2 separate regions of the Homo sapiens genome follow, and region 1 is linked to region 2. A link is an interaction called in ENCODE POLR2A ChIA-PET data of the cell type or tissue named here. Cell type or tissue: B cell. All regions are shown on one strand. Each heading gives the region's core, and the rest is flanking DNA. Links, peaks and the distances in the headings are about the cores only.

Region 1 (8,331 bases), core at 16-8,015, 120 kb before region 2:
GCCAGCAACTGGGCTCAGGGTCCAGCACAGAGAAGCATTTCTCATGTCCCCACCCCTCACCCTCCCTATCCCACCGCTGGGGGTCTCACGACCCACAAGAGCCCTCCCTCTCCCAGGAAGCCATGGATGAGGTGTTAAGATTCAGGACCTCTCCCCCAACGCTCGGATGCCAGATGGCCCTGGCCACATTGTATAACTTGCCAAACACTGTGGCCTTTTGACCCATGTCAGTGTGTCAGCATTGCGCTCCAGCCCCAGGGTTGGCCTGCAGCAGGTTCTCAATCTATATTGGCACAGGAAGGGCACGTGGCTACTGCTACTCAGAGGCAGGGTATTCCTGGCAAGAGGAGGGTCCCAGGGCTGGCAGACTCCAGATGTTGCTCCATCTTGTCCTCTTCCCACAGCATCCCACATGGGTTCCCCAGGTGCAGGGAAGCAGGGGACGCAGGGCTTTCCAACTGCTTAGTCCACGGCTCAAAGGAGTGGGGGAGGGGTTTACCTGAATCCATGACAGCTCCCTTTTAATTTGTTTTGTTGTGTTTCTTACTCATTTAAATGAACTTCTGGGCATTAAAAGAAAGAACCTCAAGGCTGGGCGCGGTGGCTTACACCTATAATCCCAGCACTCTGGTAGGCCGAGGCGGGCGGATTGGTTAAGGCCAGGAGTTCCAGACCAGCTTGGCCAACACAGCAAAACCCTGTCTCTACTAAAAATAGAAAAGTTGGAGCCGGGCACGGTGGCTCACCCCTGTAATCCCAGCACTTTGGGAGGCAAGGCGGGCAGATCACGAGGTCAGGAGATCGAGACCATCCTGGCTAACACGGTGAAACCCCGTTTCTACTAAAAATACAAAAAAAAAATTAGCCCGGCATGGTGGCGCATGCCTGTAGTCCCAGCTACTCGGGAGGCTGAGGCAGGAGAATGGCTTGAACCCAGGAGGCAGAGCTTGCAGTGAGCTGAGATCGCGCCACTGCACTCCAGCCTGGGCGACAGAGCAAGACTCTGTCTCAAAAAAAAAAAAAAAAAGTACAAAAATTAGTGGGGTGTGGTGGCACATGCCTATAATCCCAGCTACTTGGGAGGCTGAGGCAGGAGAATAGAATCACTTTAACCTGGGAGGCGGAGGTTGTAGTGAGCAGATATTGCACGACTGCATTCCAGTCTGGGCGACAGAGTGAGACACTCTCAAAAGAAAAAAAAATAAGACAGCTTTGGCTGCAATAAGAAAGAAAGAAGCTCAAGAAATTGCAGACTGCTGTAACATCGGCACTTGACAGGAGGCACCTGAGGTCAGAGGGCAGGTGCCCAGCCTAGCATACAAACAAAAGCCAGGGTTGGGACTAGAGTTGTTTGGTTTCCTAGCCTGGCATTCTACCCTCTGACCGGTTCCATCCTGCCAAGCCTTTTAAAAAAGAAGAGTGATGGACTAACAGTCCAAAACCTGACCTTAGGGTGACCTCAAGCATTAAGTGCTCCTGAAGCCACTTCCTTTAAGCCTTCCAATGATATCAAGACCCTTGCATGACTGAACCTCCAGACACCCCTGGTTGCCCTCGAGGCAGAAGGCACTCGCCAGTCTTCAAAGTAGAACTGAGAGGAGGGGGCTGGTGCATTTAGCAGCAGCAGCAGCAGCGAGCTGAGGCACCCTGCCAGAGGCTGCTCACACATTCTGATTAACCACCATGAACAAGCTTTTGGGGAGCGATTACTCCCTTTTCACAGATGAGAAATGAGAGAGAGGGAAAAGCGCAGAACCAGGGGACTCTAGGCTTCAGGGAAGTTTCCAATTGGGGGTCTCTGATGCCAAATTCTATGGCTTTCCTGCTTAGGTCCTCCCCCTTGTTTCCGGGTACTGGTCCCTGAAGGAAACAAGGTTTCTACCTGGTGCTTTCTATGTAGGTCAAATTCCATAAAAGCAACTCTCTGAGCCTTGCCCACTCTGAGCTGAGACAGCCCGGGCACAGGCTCAGAAACCTTTGGGCCACTTTGCTGCATTTGCTATAAGCCAAAGTTGGCAAACTATGGCAGCTAAGAATGAGTTTTACATTTTTAAGTAGCTGGGGAGAAAAAAAAGACAATGACTAATATTTTGTGATATGTAAGAATTATATTAAATTCACATTTCAGTGACCATGAATAAAGTTTTATTGGAACACAGCCACACTCATTTGTCTACAGCTGCTTTTGTACTGCAACAGCAAAGCTGAGTGGCAGGCCGAGAACTACATGTCCAACAAAGCTGACAATATTTACGCTCTATCTGGCCCTTTAGAAAAAAGTTGATCGGCCTCTGCTTTAAGCCCCACGTCCCCTGAGCTAGCTGCCCAGCATTCTCAAAGCCTTCCAGGCAAAACCACATCCTCCCTAAATAACCGAAAAGGTATGCATCCTATTATGGAATGTTAAATGTAAATGGCTCCTTGGCCATGTGTGGGTGTGGGGCCAGGATCTGGACCCTGGGGAAACTGACACCCCTGAGAAGATACACATTTGGTGGTGAGATGGGCAATAATTCAACTAAGAGAACATTAATTTGGTAAGATTGGGCACATGCAAAGTTCACTGTCACTCTCAGCAGACACATTTAAGTCCCAGCTCCTCCACTTGTGTGACCTTAAAAAAGTCCTTTCCTGGCTGGGCATGGTGGCTCACGCCTGTAATTCCAGCACTTTGGGAGGCTGAGGTGGGCGGATCACCTGAGGTCAGGAGTTCAAGACCAGCCTGACCAACATGGTGAAACCCCGTCTCTACTAAAAATACGAAAAATTAGCTGGGCGTGGGGGGCGCGCGCCTGTAATCCCAACTACTCGGGAGGCTGAGGCAGGAGAATCACTTGAACCCGGGAGGCAGAGGTTGCAGTGAGCCGAGATCGCGCCATTGCACTCCAGCTTGGGCAACAAGAGTGAAACTCCGTCTCAAAAAAAAGTCTCTTCCTCTAAGCTTCAGTTAATTCTCCATAAGAGAGGATCTTCTATGAATAAATGATATTGCTAAGGAAAGATTATGCCTGAATGCATGCTCCCAACACTCTTCTAGTCAATGGAAATTCAGCGATAAAACTATACCAAATCCCTGCCTATGGAACTTGATAGGTTAGTTGAAGGCTGGGGCAGAAAATAAATACATGTAATACATCAGGTGGTGAGTGGTATGAAGAAGGTGATGGGGCTGCTATTTCTTAATCATGGTGGGACATGCCTGTAATGAAGTATTATGCAGCTATTGGAAAGAATGAAACACATCTGTGTTTCACATAACATGTATGTGTTATGAAGAGTACCAGGGTAGATTGTTCAGGGGGGAAAAAAAGCAATAGGATGTACATATTGTGTAAGGAACAGGGAGTTAGTGAACTTGTATAGTGGCACTTGGTTGTATGTGCAGAGAGAAACACTGCCAGTATTTACCTCTAAGGGTTGGTTTGGTGAACAGAATGGGTTGCAAAGAACTATGCAGAAAGTGGGATCCAACTACACAAATATTCTATTTATAGGCATGTATCTACACATGCACAAAGAGAAGTCTTTAGGGTAAACACCAAACTGTCAAAACTAGAAGACACTCTTTCATTTATTATGCTTCTCTGTAGTTGGCTCTGTAACTTCTGAAGCTTTTTTTTAATCCAATTTTTTTTCCAGTCACATCTAAGAACTTTATTGGACACAGCTTGGATGCCAGGACCTGGTAGGCCCCACACACTGCCTGCTAGGCCCTGGACTGTCCAGGGCTGGAGTGAGGGTAGTTCATGCAAGGAAGTGTCAGACCACATGGTAACCCCACAATGCAACACTGTGGTTAGAGACTTTATATAGCTGGGAGATGGAGGGCTGCCCCACAGATGTATGAACAGGTCCAATCTTCCATAAATAAACCTACAGAAGAGAGAAAATTACACTGGAATTCATCCTTAGACGCAGAGTACCCTAGATGGGAGGGGGCATCCTCACTGGTCAGGGGGCCAGGATGGGTGATGAGGGGGCCCAGATATCCACAGCATGGGGCAGGCAGGGGCAAGGATGGGGTCAACAGATGATGGGCATTTGCACTAGGACACTGCATTCACAAGACCAACTACTGAAGGGATATGTGTCTCAGGCTGTTCATTCTGGAATAAGCAGGGGTGATCTTTATATCACATTCTGTGGCTGGTGGGCTCAAAGGCTACTTTGTGGAGAGAATGAGACCATGCAGTGAAAATGAGGATCAGGATCAAGCCCACAAATAGCCCGGGCTTCTAGGCAGCACTGTGTCCCCCACAGTGCTGATGACATAGCTGGCTGCCGGGCCACTCAGGCCCACACTCAGCCTAGCGCTTGGCTGGAGGAGATTCCCGTAGAGGCTGATGCAGTCGATCAGCGAGTTGGGGATAAGGACTTCCATCACCAGGTTGTAGATGGTGATGATGCCAGCCATGACCGCTGGGACACTGGACTTCAGGATCAGCTCCAGCCGCATAAGGGCCAGGGCCACGAGGCAGTGCTGCTCTAGGCTGTGCCACAGACAGCACACAGGGCTGTGGGATGGAGGCAAGGCGAGCCCAGAGCAGAATCTGTTTACCTGGGGCCAGAACCCTCTGGGAATAGCTTCTGCACAGCTGTGAGGGCCACACCCAAGTTATCACACGCAGCAGGGAGCTGAAGGCAGCCCCCACCTAGGGGCAGGAAGTCCTCAAGAAGAACTGCCACAGCTGGGTGATCAAGGAGCCCAGTGTAGCTGTTTGTTTCTTTCCTTGAACTGGGCCCTCCAGCCCAAGAGAGTCCACCTCTTCCTCCAGCAGAGGTGCTTATGGCTAGCTGGCCTGTCTGGGCTCCCACTGTGCTATGAAACCCAATCTGTGCTGCTCAGCACTCCCCAAGCCTGCTGCACAGACCACATGCTCCCCTGGAGCCTCAGTGCCGCTGACCCAGACAGCTAGCTCTCATCCCCAGTACAGCTGAGGACACAAGCTCCAACAAGAAGTGTGGCTGGCCTAAGGTCCAATGGTAGAGCTGTTTCTGATGGAGCCGTTTCCTCCCCACTCCCAAATGCCAGGGCAGGGGGAGATAAACTGGGCTAGGAGACATAGGCAGACTTCCTGTCCAGCAGAGGCCTCAGTAGCCAAAGGCTCCATCAGCTGAGGCCTGGCAAGAGCTCTCTCCCATTCCAGGGTGCAGAAGCCTCAGGGAGGCAAGTCAGTGTGGTCACAAAGAGAGGAGATGCTGTCTTCTTTCTGCCCAGGTTCAAGGCCTGGGAGCCCTGCTCAGTTACTGCAAAACCCTAATGTTTATGCATCAGCTACTGCCAGGCCTGGTGGCTGGAAGACAGAGCCTCAGGCTCCAGTCCACCCCTCCCGTGGAGAGAGGTAACAATTGGAGGCTTGTTAGGGTAGCCAGGGCTGGGCCTGCAGGCCTGGACACAGCCTCTCTGAGCCCATGAATCTGGTCAGGAGGCCTCCCAGCCTCCGCCATCATGGGGACGTCGGTTACCAGACTGCAGACTGAGTGAGCGGCTTTATCACCTTTATGCCCAGGAGTGAGGTGGGGGAAGGGGTGAGGTTGCAGGCCCCAAGCCAACACTGCACACTTTCCTCTTTGTTCCAGGCCTCCCCAGCTTTGCCAGTCTTGGGGAAGCAGGGAGCTGGATGGCTGTACCCTTGGTACTTGAGCAGAGCTCTGGGCCGACACCCCGTGACCAGGAGGCACTGGGCAAAGCTGAGCTCCTTGAAGTCACAAGCTGATTACGGGGGATTTGAGGCTGGCCCAGCTCCGGGGCAAATAGGGTCGAATCCCTGGATGGCTCGGTACTAGACAAGGATCATCTTGGGGCTGTTTACATCATTTGTACACCCAGACTGGCCTTACAAAGGGTCTTTCCACTTAAAATAGCCACTTCTCTAATTTAGGGCACGGGGCCAGTCTCACCACATCCACTGGGGGTAGCCAAGTCTCTATTTACTGAGAAGGAAACCAAGGCTCCAAGGAAAGCCACTTCTTCAAGGTCAGAGTTTAGTGGGAACATCTAGTGTTTTGTTTCCATTCACAGTAGAGTTTCAGTTGTCAAGTTACGTCTAATCCAACTTTCAGGCTCCTATGGCATGGCAAGTCCTGTGTCTGGGGATTCCTGCTCATTTGGGGTGGGTGGAGGATGGCACAGACAGGCATGTGGAGAAGAAAGCATCTTTAAAAAAAAAACACAGCTAGGCCAGGCGCGGTGGCTCACACCTGTAATCCCAGCACTTTGGGAGGCCGAGGTGGGCGGATCACCTGAGGTCTGGAGTTCGAGACCAGCTTGACCAACATGAAGAAACCCCATCTCTACTAAAAAAAAATACAAAAAAATTAGCCGGGCATGGTGGCACATGCCTGTAATCCCAGCTACTCGGGAGGCTGAGGCAGGAGAACCACTAGAACCTGGGAGGCGAAGGTTGTGGTGAGCTGAGATTGTGTCATGGCACTCCAGCCTGGGCAACAAGAGCGAAACTCCGTCTCAAAAATCAAAACAAAACACAGCTCCATAGAACGCCTCAAATCTTTTGTGATAGCCTTATCTCGGACAAATCTCTTCCCTTCTCTGGACTCAATTTCCCCATTTGTCAAATGGAGGGCTGGGCCATGGCTGGAAGGCCCCTCCTGCTCTGGGTTCCTTCCACCCTCTAATGTCATCCTGGAAAGGCTGGCAGCATGTCTTGGGGTGGGAGGCTCAGTGTGTGATCTTGGCAAAGTCATTTTTTATTGGACCATGAGGTCACTGTAACTTGTATCACAGGGCAGTTGTGAGGACCCTTGGAGTTAATGGACATGAATGTCCCTTTCAAACTATCCCAAGGGTGACCCAAATTCAGAAAGGTAGGCAGGAAGCCTAAGGCAAAAAAGCAAAGCAAAGAAGCCCAAAGCAGCGCAGGGCACTCACATGAGCTGACCCTCCCTGGCCTGGCACTCTCACCCATGTGCCATGCCTACTCACTTCCCAACAAGCCCCTACTAGGAAGAATGGGTTAGTGGGAGCTTTAATGATTTACCTGACTTAATACCCATGGGCCAGCATCCTGACTCCCCAAAAGCTCATACTGCCAGAATGCCAGCTTTTGGATAAAGGCCAAGGCCCAGGTACAAGTCACCCACAGCCCAGGTAAGGCATCATGGGAGTCCAAGGAAGCAAGAAATATTTATGGAGCATCTATGGGGACAGAGACGTACATTCTTTTCTGAATTCCTAGACACTGTAATGATGAAAACTGGGCAACTAAGCTAAGCTGGGATTCAAAACCACATATGCAAACATCTATGTTTGGCCGGGTGCGGTAGCTCACGCCTGTAATCCCAACACTTTGGGAGGCTGAAGTGGGCGGATCACCTGAGCTCAAGAGTTCGAGACCAGCCTGGGCAACATGGCGAAACCCTGTCTCTACCAAAAATACAAAAATTTAGCTGGGCACGGTGACGCATGTCTGTGGTTCCAGCTACTCAAGAGGCTGAGGTGACAGAATCGCTTGAGCCTGGGAGGTAGAGGTTGCAGTAAGCCAAGATACTTGCCTGGGTGACAGAGTGAGACCTCGTCTCAAAAAAAGACAAAAAACAAAAAACTATGCTGTCTGCACCACAAAGGGGCTGAGAAAGCCTGCAGATTTCTGATTTTTCCTTTTCTGGAAGGTAGAGACTGGCCAGAAAAGTGATGAGTGATGGGCATAGGCAAGGCTAGTTACAAGTTCTTCACGAAGGGTGGGGTGAGACATCTGGGGCAGGGCTCACCCTTGCGTGCTGCCCAGGAGAGATCGTGGGCGAACCCCTGGCTTGTAGGCAAGGTGATTCCATCTGTCCCCTACTTCCTATTCAGCTAAGCTCATTACTGTGAGTTACAGAGGAGCACAATGGAACACGGGGAAGTTAGTTAAGTCAGTTCCCATTTCCTAGGAGACAAAGAGGAACATAGCAGAACCAAGGCTTTGGAGCCAGACACACCTGGTTTTCAGATCTTGTGTGAAAGGCAAGCGATATGACCTCCCCAGGCCTCTAACATCATGCACAAAAAGGCTGTGCTTGCAGGTCAAATCAGCAGTCTCCAAAGGGAAGGGCTTTATTCCAGAATGTATATGGAATGATCTACACAAGATTTGGAGGGGAAAATGACTATAACTGCTGTCTTGTATCTATCTGTCTTTTGAAATTTCTATTTTATGAAGGCATATCATCTGTTAGTATCAAACTGCATGTGCATGAATTTAAAAATACAGCCGGGCGTGGTGGCTCACGCCTGTAATCCCAGGCCTGTAATCCCAGCACTTTGGGAGGCCGAGGCGGGCAGATCATCTGAGGTCGGGAGTTCGAGACCAGCCTGACCAACATGGAGAAACC
Region 2 (8,331 bases), core at 123-8,122:
GTTAATCTCCTGGAGGACAGATGTGGGGCTGAAGGAGGGAGATGGGGTGAGGGTGGAGGCGCCAGGTGGCTGGAGAGGGGACTGGAGGGCAATGCATCTGGGAAATGACTTTCCAGAGGTCCCTCTGCCCTCCCCCTGCAGCTGGGGACGGAGCTGGAACCCCAGAGGCCATGAGGGTGGGCTGGGGAACCATCCAGGATCCAGCCTCACCCTGGCCTCCCAGGAACAGGATGGGGATTGTCCCGTGAATTCTATGGAATTAAAAAATGGCACCTTCTCAGCGGGAAGGGAGCTCGGCTGGTTCCCGGGACTGTCTGGCTTCTGTCCTGACTCCTACAACTGCGGCGGCTTGGGACTTTTTCCATTCCTTGACCAAGATTTGACCTAGACAGGGAGTGTGGGGGCTCAGGGGAGGAGGGAGGATGGCAGGCGCATGGGGGCGACTGCTGAGTGGACACGTGACCTCCCGCTATGCATGTGCCTGTGTGTCTGCACAGAATGAATATCTCTGTGATGTTCTTATGCACATGTGCCTCTGAGAACGGATCGTGGTGGCTCTGGCGGGGTGGGCGTATTGTATCTGTGGGTGCTGTTTGTGCCTGGGCACCTTGACCCTGCCAGGATCTGCGTTATCTCTCCGAGTCTGTGTGTTTGTGGCTGAACCTGTATCTATGAGTCTTTGTGTGTGTCTGGGTTTCCGCCCCCAACAGAGCCTGAATGCCATTTTGCTGCCTGAATGTGCAGAGGAATGTAGGGGGCCAAGGGAGAGGGGAGCACATGTCCTGGGCTGTGGGCCTGCTGGTTATGGAAAACTACTGAGGCCTCCTGGAGCTGGGCAGGCCAGGCCCGGCCCAGAGCCAGGCTCTGCAGCTTTTGCCCTTCCAGGCTCCTCCCACCCCTTCTCTGCAGGGCTGGGGACCTGCTGAGATGGGTTCTTGGTGGAGCAGAGAGCATGGCCTCCCTCCCACCACTCCCCAGATGGTTTGCCAGGCCTGGGGGAAAAGTAAGAGGGCGAGATTAGTTTCCTCTGAAGTCCTCCCAGCCCCAACATTCTCTCCATTCTGTGAATGTTAAAGGGATTTTAAAAAGGCAACTTCACCTCTATTTTGGGGGATGGTGAAAGCAGTAGGGTCTCAGACTGTTAGAGCAAGAAGGCTCCTAAAGATTATCTAGTCCCACCCCCTCCGTCTTACAGATGAGGGCACAGGCCCAGAGTGAGGGATCTGGATCCCCCAATCACCTTCTGGAAGGGCAAGGACCATGTTATCAGGTCCGCTGTCTCCCCATCACCACAGGCCTCTCCTCCATCATGCTGCATGACCTACCCTGGGTAGAGGAAGAGGAATTTGAGAAGGCCTTGGAGGGAGCATTTTGACATATGGAGGTGGGGTTGAGACTCTGGGTGGCAAGAAGACATGGGTTAAGGTGTGGAAGTGGGCAGCTGAGGAGTGCGGTCAGAATGGAGAGTGGGACAATTGGACACACTGGGTCCTAGGACTGAAATGGCGTGTCTGAGCTATACATGAGGGTCCCCGCAGACCAGGTGGAAGCATGTGGACTTTATCCTGTAGGTGATTCTGGTAAGAGGTAAAATTGCCATGTAGCTGAGTGGTTTAGGGCACATGATCTGCAGTCGAATCAGATTATCTTGTATTCCAATCCCAGCTCTAAGACTTTGGTAACTGTATAACCACACATCCCTGAGCAGATTAAACGCTCCATACCTCACTTTTCTCATCATTGGAATGGAGGTAATAGGCCATGCATGGTGGCTTGCATCTATAATCCCAGCACTTTGGGAGGCCGAGACAGGACAATAGCTTGAGTCCAGGAGTTTGAGACCAGCCTGGACAATGTAGTGAGGCCTTGTCTCTATTAAGAAAAAAAAAAAAAGAAATGGAGATAATGATAGTATTTCCCTTCCATGTTTGTCTTGAGGAATAAAGGAGAATACAGGCAAAGCCCTCAATGCCTGACACTGGTCAGTGCTCAGTAATAGCTGTGATGCTCCTGGTGGTGAGGCCTGTATTTAAGGCTAGCCCAGAGGGACAGAGAGAGGACAGGGACACCAGTGGGGAGTCCACGAGAATCATGTGGATGAGATGCCACGCTGAGGTCCATGACGCTGTCCCCTGGGTTAACTGGCTGGAGTCCTCAGCAGGGCTGCAGGAAGGTGGGCAGAACCCCCTCCACTGAGTGGCCTTGAGTTTGTTCCTGGGTGACCAGCACCTGAAAAACCATTTTCAGAGGAGGATTGGTGGGATGGGGAGGAGACTGGGGAGAGATGGGGCTCAGCTTCTGACAGCCTGAGGGTAGTGGGGTGGGGCCCGGGAGAGATTTGGGAAGCTCAGGTCACTCATTGCTCGTGGTGCTGGAAGTTGCTGGTTTGGGTGAGGTCATGCACCAGCCTAAGAGAGAGGAAAGGTGCCCTGCAACCCAGGGAACCCCTTTTGAGCCAGACCCTTGGGAGAAGCAGCAGCCACAGGGGCTAAGGAAACCAAGGTAAGCAGTGGTCAGAGAAGGTGAGGGAAGAATGTGCTTCAAGGAGGGAGCAGTCAAGACAGCCCCGTCTGGGGAAACAGCCAGGTGAGGAGGTAGAGGTGGAGGAAAAGGCAGCACAGAGGCCATGGGCTTTGGCATTGAAGAGGCCACCTCTGTAGAATCTGCTTTGCAGAAGAGGGAACAAAACCCAAGCTGCGGCTAGATGAGGGATTAATTAATGGGATGGGGAAGTGGAAACAGAGGCAGGTGTCCTGTGACTGCTCAGCAGCTTGGCTGAGGAGAAGGGGGAACGATTTGTGGCAGCCAGACAGGGGAGGTTCGGAGCCTTCTGGGGATGGGATGACAGGGGTGATATTCTCATATTTCCAGTGGAGAAACTGAGGCTCAGAGGGTTAAGAAGCTTGTGCAAAGTCACGATAAATTATTGGGGGAAGGCAGCCCAAGATCTCTGACTCTTAATGTAGTAATTTTCTAAATGGACAATTGAAATAGTGTAATACACACACACACACACACACACGGATATTAGTTCTGATCATAGAAGTAAAACATGTGCATGGGAGAAACCTAGAAACATGTGCAAAAATGTAAGAGAAAAACACAAAAATCACCTGTAATTCTACCACACAGAGATAAATGTTTTTACCATTGTGTGTCATGACTTTCTACTTTTTTCCTCTGCAAGTATACGTAAATACATACTGGGATCATGTTGCACAAGGTGTTTTGTAAATCCCTTGTTTCATTTAGTAACATAGCATAAATGCTTTTCCATAAGAATAAATATTCCTTGAGAATTTTTTTTTCTCTTTTAGCTCACAGTCTAGGCAGGAAGATAAGACTTACAGATGGGATTCTACAGTAAGCAGTCAAGCAAAATTCATGAGGTGGTGGCGAAGTGGCTGCATCCCTGGACTGGGAGCACAGTGAGCTGGCTCTTTGGCTTCTGACTTGTCCACTGATTGGTTATGTGGCCTTCAGCACACATAACGTATTTGGGCCTCAGAATCCCAGATATCTCCAAAGGGTTATCAATGAGTCTCTCAAGGCAAGCTGTCATGATGACAAAAGTGTTGAGGGAGAGTCTTAGAAAATGAAACCATGCCGGGCACGGTGGCTCACACCTGTAATCTTAGTATTCTGGGAGGCTGAGGTGGGTGGATCACCTTAGGTCAGGAGTTCAAGACCAGCCTGGCCAACACGATGAAACCCCATCTCTAAAATACAAAAATGAGCTGGGCATGGTGGCACGTGTCTGTAGTCCCAGCTACTCGGGAGTCTGAGGCAAAATAATCACTTGAACCCAGGAGGCGGAGGCTGCAGTGAGCTGAGATCACACCACGGCACTTCAGCCTGGGCAACAGAGCGAAACTCCATCTCAAAATAAAACCCAACAACAACAAAAAGGAAATGAAACCACATTATCATCATGATTCCGCAGGTCAATTTCTTTATCTGAAACTTGGGAAGCGTGTTTACCTACCTTGCCTGCCAGGATTGGTGATAATCAAATTAGATTAATTATTATTTTTTTTGAGACGGAGTCTCGCTCTGTCACCCAGGCTGGAGTGCAGTGACATGATCTCAGCTCACTGCAGTCTCTGCCTCCTGGGTTCCAGCAATTCTTCTGCCTCAGCCTCCCAGGTAGCTGGGATTACAAGCATGTACCATTACGCCTGGCTAATTTTTGTATTTTTCATAGAGACAGGGTTTCACCATGTAGGCCAAGCTGGTCTTGAACTCCTGACCTCAGGTGATCCGCCCACATTGGGCTCCCAAAATGCTAGGATTACAGGCTTGGGCCACCATGCCCGGCCTAGATTAATTATGATGTCTAAAAACAACTAATATTTGGACAATGTTTTGCTGTTTACCCACATTATCTCACTTAATCATTCCAACAATCCTATGGGGTAGGTACTGTTTTTGTATTCTATGTTTCCGGATAAGGAAACCATGGCTTGGAGAGATGGTGTCACTTGCTCAAGGTCAAAGGTAGTGAGTGGTAGAGTTGGGATTCAAACGTAGCTCTCCTTGTTACTAAAGCCATGAATCTTTGCACTGTGCCATTGTGATGTGTGATGCAGGCCTGCAGAGCAGTAGAGGGACATGGAAAAGAGGAAAAGAGAAAAAAAAGAGTAGAAAGTCAAGCTGCTTCATCCTTGGTTTAGCCGTTGTCGTCCCAGGTACCAACATCTGTGGGGAGTTGCCGCCCCCTGGTGTTCTATATGTGATATGTCCTGGAAGGGAGGAGAGCTAGCAATCTGCTTGCTCCACAGTAAAAGTGGGAGGAAGGAGCTCAGAATACCCCAGCTTGTCCTTTTAGAGTCGGGACGGGGGGTGGTGGTGGGTGCATATTTCACCCAACAGTTCTGGGTAGAAGCTTGGTATATTTCAGCCCCTACTTGCTCCTTATCTGGGTGCCCTAGTGCAGGGTTAGTGGCCACTTTGACAATATTCTATTTCTGACTCAAGTGCTAGTTAGAAGGGTGTTACATCATAATTATTCTTTAAACTCTCCATTAATGTTTCATATGCTCTTCTGTATCTATGATACAACTCAATAGAAAAAATAGGATTTTTGGCAATTCTTAGGGAATAATTTTTACTCTGGGCCGAAAAAATTTGTCATTGGCATAGCATCAAATGGCAGAGTGGTACAGCCAACACCTGAAGATGTGTACTTTAAAGGGCTTTTTCACCTGTTACCTCATTTTACAGTACCATAGCCTTCCAAGGAAGGTATTTATTTTCATTTTACTTATGAGAAAATAGGCTCAAGATTCCCCCGACCCCGCCATCCACCTGTCTGAAACCAGGAAACTTTCCAGAATCCCACACTGCCCCATTGTGGCAGCCCTTATGGCTCACTCAGTAAATAGGCCATAGTGGCATGCCCAAATGAGATCCATGTTGCCTCCAAAATCTAATGTGATGCTTCTTTCTTTGTGATGGGAGATGCCAGATGCAACAACTATCCTTAATCTTACAAGGGATATTTTCATGTTCACCTTATAAACGATATTTTGATGTGCTAGAGAGCTCTGGAAGCAAGAAATTTCACTAAGGTGGTAGATTCCTTAGTTTTTGTTTGGGATTTGTTCCATACCATCTGGTATATATGTGTCTTACCAGCGTGTCTAGGGTATCAAGTAATACTCACCTAGTCCAATCAATATGATTTTATCGTGTAGTAGGCCAGCATGATCTCCTATGAAATGGGGAAATTATTAGGTCCTAGCAGGCTAGAGTTTGATAGAGGGCTGGACAGTTGATATAGCTTTGAGTGAAGAAAGTGAAGTTGTATTGTTAACTCCACCAGGTAAATGCATTCTGCTTCTAGAGGTCCCTACTGACTGACATTCCTAGCTCTCTGTCTTTGGATATCTTGTTCTATAGTGTACCAAGGATGTTTTGGCCTTTCTCCTTAATGTAATATAGGCCACCATTAAGTCCAAGTTTCAGTTAGCCAGCCCAGTAAGCTGTTATAGCCACTATCAGTTTCTTGAGCTAACATATCTGTATCAATGAATTCAGTGCAATCAAAAATTACATTTTTCTCTCTCTCTGGTATAACACTCTTGTAATCCACTTCCCTAAATATTTCCCAGGCTTTTACTAGTATAGCCTTGCAAAATGTATACTGGCAAAACCTTGCAGTTCTTTTGGTGTTTTTGATATCTATTCTTCTTTTTTTTTTTTTTTTTTTTTTTTGAGATAGAATCTTGCTCTGTCACCCGGGCTGGAGTGCAGTGGCGCGATCTTGGCTCACTACAACCTCCATCTCCTGGGTTCAAGCAATTCTCCTGCCTCAACCTCCCGAGTAGCTGGGATTACAGGCACCCACCAGCTAATTTTGTATTTTTAGTAGAGATGGGGTTTCGCCATGTTGGCCAAGCTGGTCTCGAACTCCTGACCTCAGGTGATCCACCCGCCTCGGCCTCCTGAAGTGCTGGGATTACAGGCATGAGCCACTGCGCCTGGCCCCCTATTCTTTGTTAATTTGTATAAATTTAAGGTTGTACAAGTGTAGTTTTGTTACATGGATATTTTGAGTAGGCAAAATCTGGGCTTTTAGTGTATCCATCACCTGAATAGTGTACATTGTACCCATTAAGTAATTTCTCATCCCCCACCCTCCTCCCACTCCTCCACCCAATGTCTATCATTCCACACTCTATGCCCATGTGTACACATTATTTAGCTCCCACTTGTAAGTGAGAACATGTGTTATTTGACTGTTTCGGAGTTGTTTCACTTAGGATAATGGCCTCTAGTTCCATCCGTTTTGCTGTAAAAGACATGATTTCATTCTTTTTTTTTTTTTTTTTAATTTGAGACAGAGTCTCGCTCTGTCGCCCAGGCTGGAGTGCAGTGGTGGGATCTCGGCTCACTGCAAGCTCCGCCTCCCGGGTTCACGCCATTCTCCTGCCTCAGCCTCCGGAGTAGCTGGGACTACAGGTGCCCACCACAACGCCAGGCTAACTTTTTGTATTTTTAGTAGAGATGGGGTTTCACCATGTTAGCCAGGATGGTCTCGATCTCCTGATCTTGTAATCCGCCCGCCTCGGCCTCCCAAAGTGCTGGGATTACAGGTGTGAGCCACCGTGCCTGGCCAATTTCATTCTTTTTATGGCTGCATAGTATTCCATTGTGTATATATACCACATTTTCTTTATTCAGTCATCCATTTGGTTCCTATTCTTGAGTCACACTTTGTAGTCCGGTAGTCCTTCTTTCTCTTTGGATCTACTGTGATTTGAGTATTATTATGTGCCTGGAAGGAATGATGGATCATGCATATGGATTTTGAAAAGAATCAGTATGCCTCTTCAAGGTGATTACCTCTAGAAAGATAACTATAGAATCTTCTGGAAAGGGGCAGCTAACACCTTCAGATGAGAGGAAGGGCTGGTTTTCATGGCAAAAGAGAACTAGTATAATTTGGGGGCTCAAGGGGGTTTAAATCTACCGAAATGCCCCTATTACAATTCTCAGAATCTGTCTTTTTCTATCAACAATATAACTTTATATTTAAAAAGCAAGGCTGTGAATTTAATTTATATGTAATTTAGTCAACCACAGGAACAGATTCTGGTTTTCATAAATCTAGACTTTGCACTACAAAAAATAAGGGATTCCCTCAAGTTGGTCATATTTTCTGGCTTTCTACCTATGTAGCCAGCTGAGAATTTAAAGCTCTGACTTTGCCATATTATTTCTCCAACATGCTCAGAAGAAGCCAGCCCGTCCTATAGTCTTTGTATTCCTTATTTCTATCATAATGTTCTTTTTTAAATCTATTTTTTATTCCTCCTTTCTTTGCCAACCAAGAAGCAGCACTGGAATTTTTATGATAATGTTCTATTACTATAGCTACTTAGTAATAAGTAGCTTATTAAGGTAATTTTACACAGTATTTAAAATAATATATGCAACCCATCATGTGAGGTCAGGTGTGAAATTCTCCTCTTGTGGCGTCATGTTAGAGCTCAAAAAGTTCTAGGCGTTAGACAATTGTGGATTAAGCTACTAATTACTAGCCTTGTCATTGATAGGTCCTTGATTATAACCATTTGTAGGTAATAATTTAAGTAACTGCATTAATGTTGCATCCCATGGACTAGCAGTATCCCCTTTTCCACATGGATATGACAGCCACATATCATAAGAGGACATGAACAGATCTGAGTGATGCCAGGGGTGGGTTGTGTCAAACCCAGTTTAGGTGCCTCCTTAGATTTGCTCATGTCGCCTGCTCCAGGATCCCCCACCTTTTGTTCAATGGAGAGCCCCGTCCCCCGCCCCTCCCCCACCCACCATGCCTCA

The links. Peaks named below come from ENCODE experiments on the same cell type or tissue, not always from the same donor. Only the 100,000 strongest peaks of a DNase experiment are listed, where the experiment ranks them.
Region 1: POLR2A ChIA-PET joins it to region 2 with 10 read pairs; 17 of 35 experiments call an interaction of 5 or more read pairs at or near these places.

The regions. Positions count from the first base shown.
Region 1 is chr1:42,948,058-42,956,388 of GRCh38, forward strand. The region is part of intron 1 of SLC2A1 (solute carrier family 2 member 1); the gene reads right to left. It also overlaps the pseudogene ATP6V0CP4. Among named protein-coding and RNA genes, the nearest start is that of SLC2A1, 6.6 kb to the right of the region's middle. RefSeq lists enhancers at 2,279-2,814, 4,349-4,418, 4,541-4,835, 5,069-6,013, 7,365-7,654. In B cell, for the core only: no CTCF peak of the experiment used is centred there; DNase peaks (open chromatin) are centred at 1,474, 4,634, 5,884 and 7,824; H3K4me3 peaks cover 6,021 bases; H3K27ac peaks cover 7,865 bases.
Region 2 is chr1:43,069,098-43,077,428 of GRCh38, forward strand. No RefSeq gene overlaps it. Among named protein-coding and RNA genes, the nearest start is that of CFAP144, 75 kb to the right of the region's middle. RefSeq lists an enhancer at 397-1,364 and a silencer at 4,790-4,839. In B cell, for the core only: CTCF peaks have their summits at 4,701 (motif pointing left) and 4,900; DNase peaks (open chromatin) are centred at 3,914 and 4,714; H3K27ac peaks cover 1,093 bases.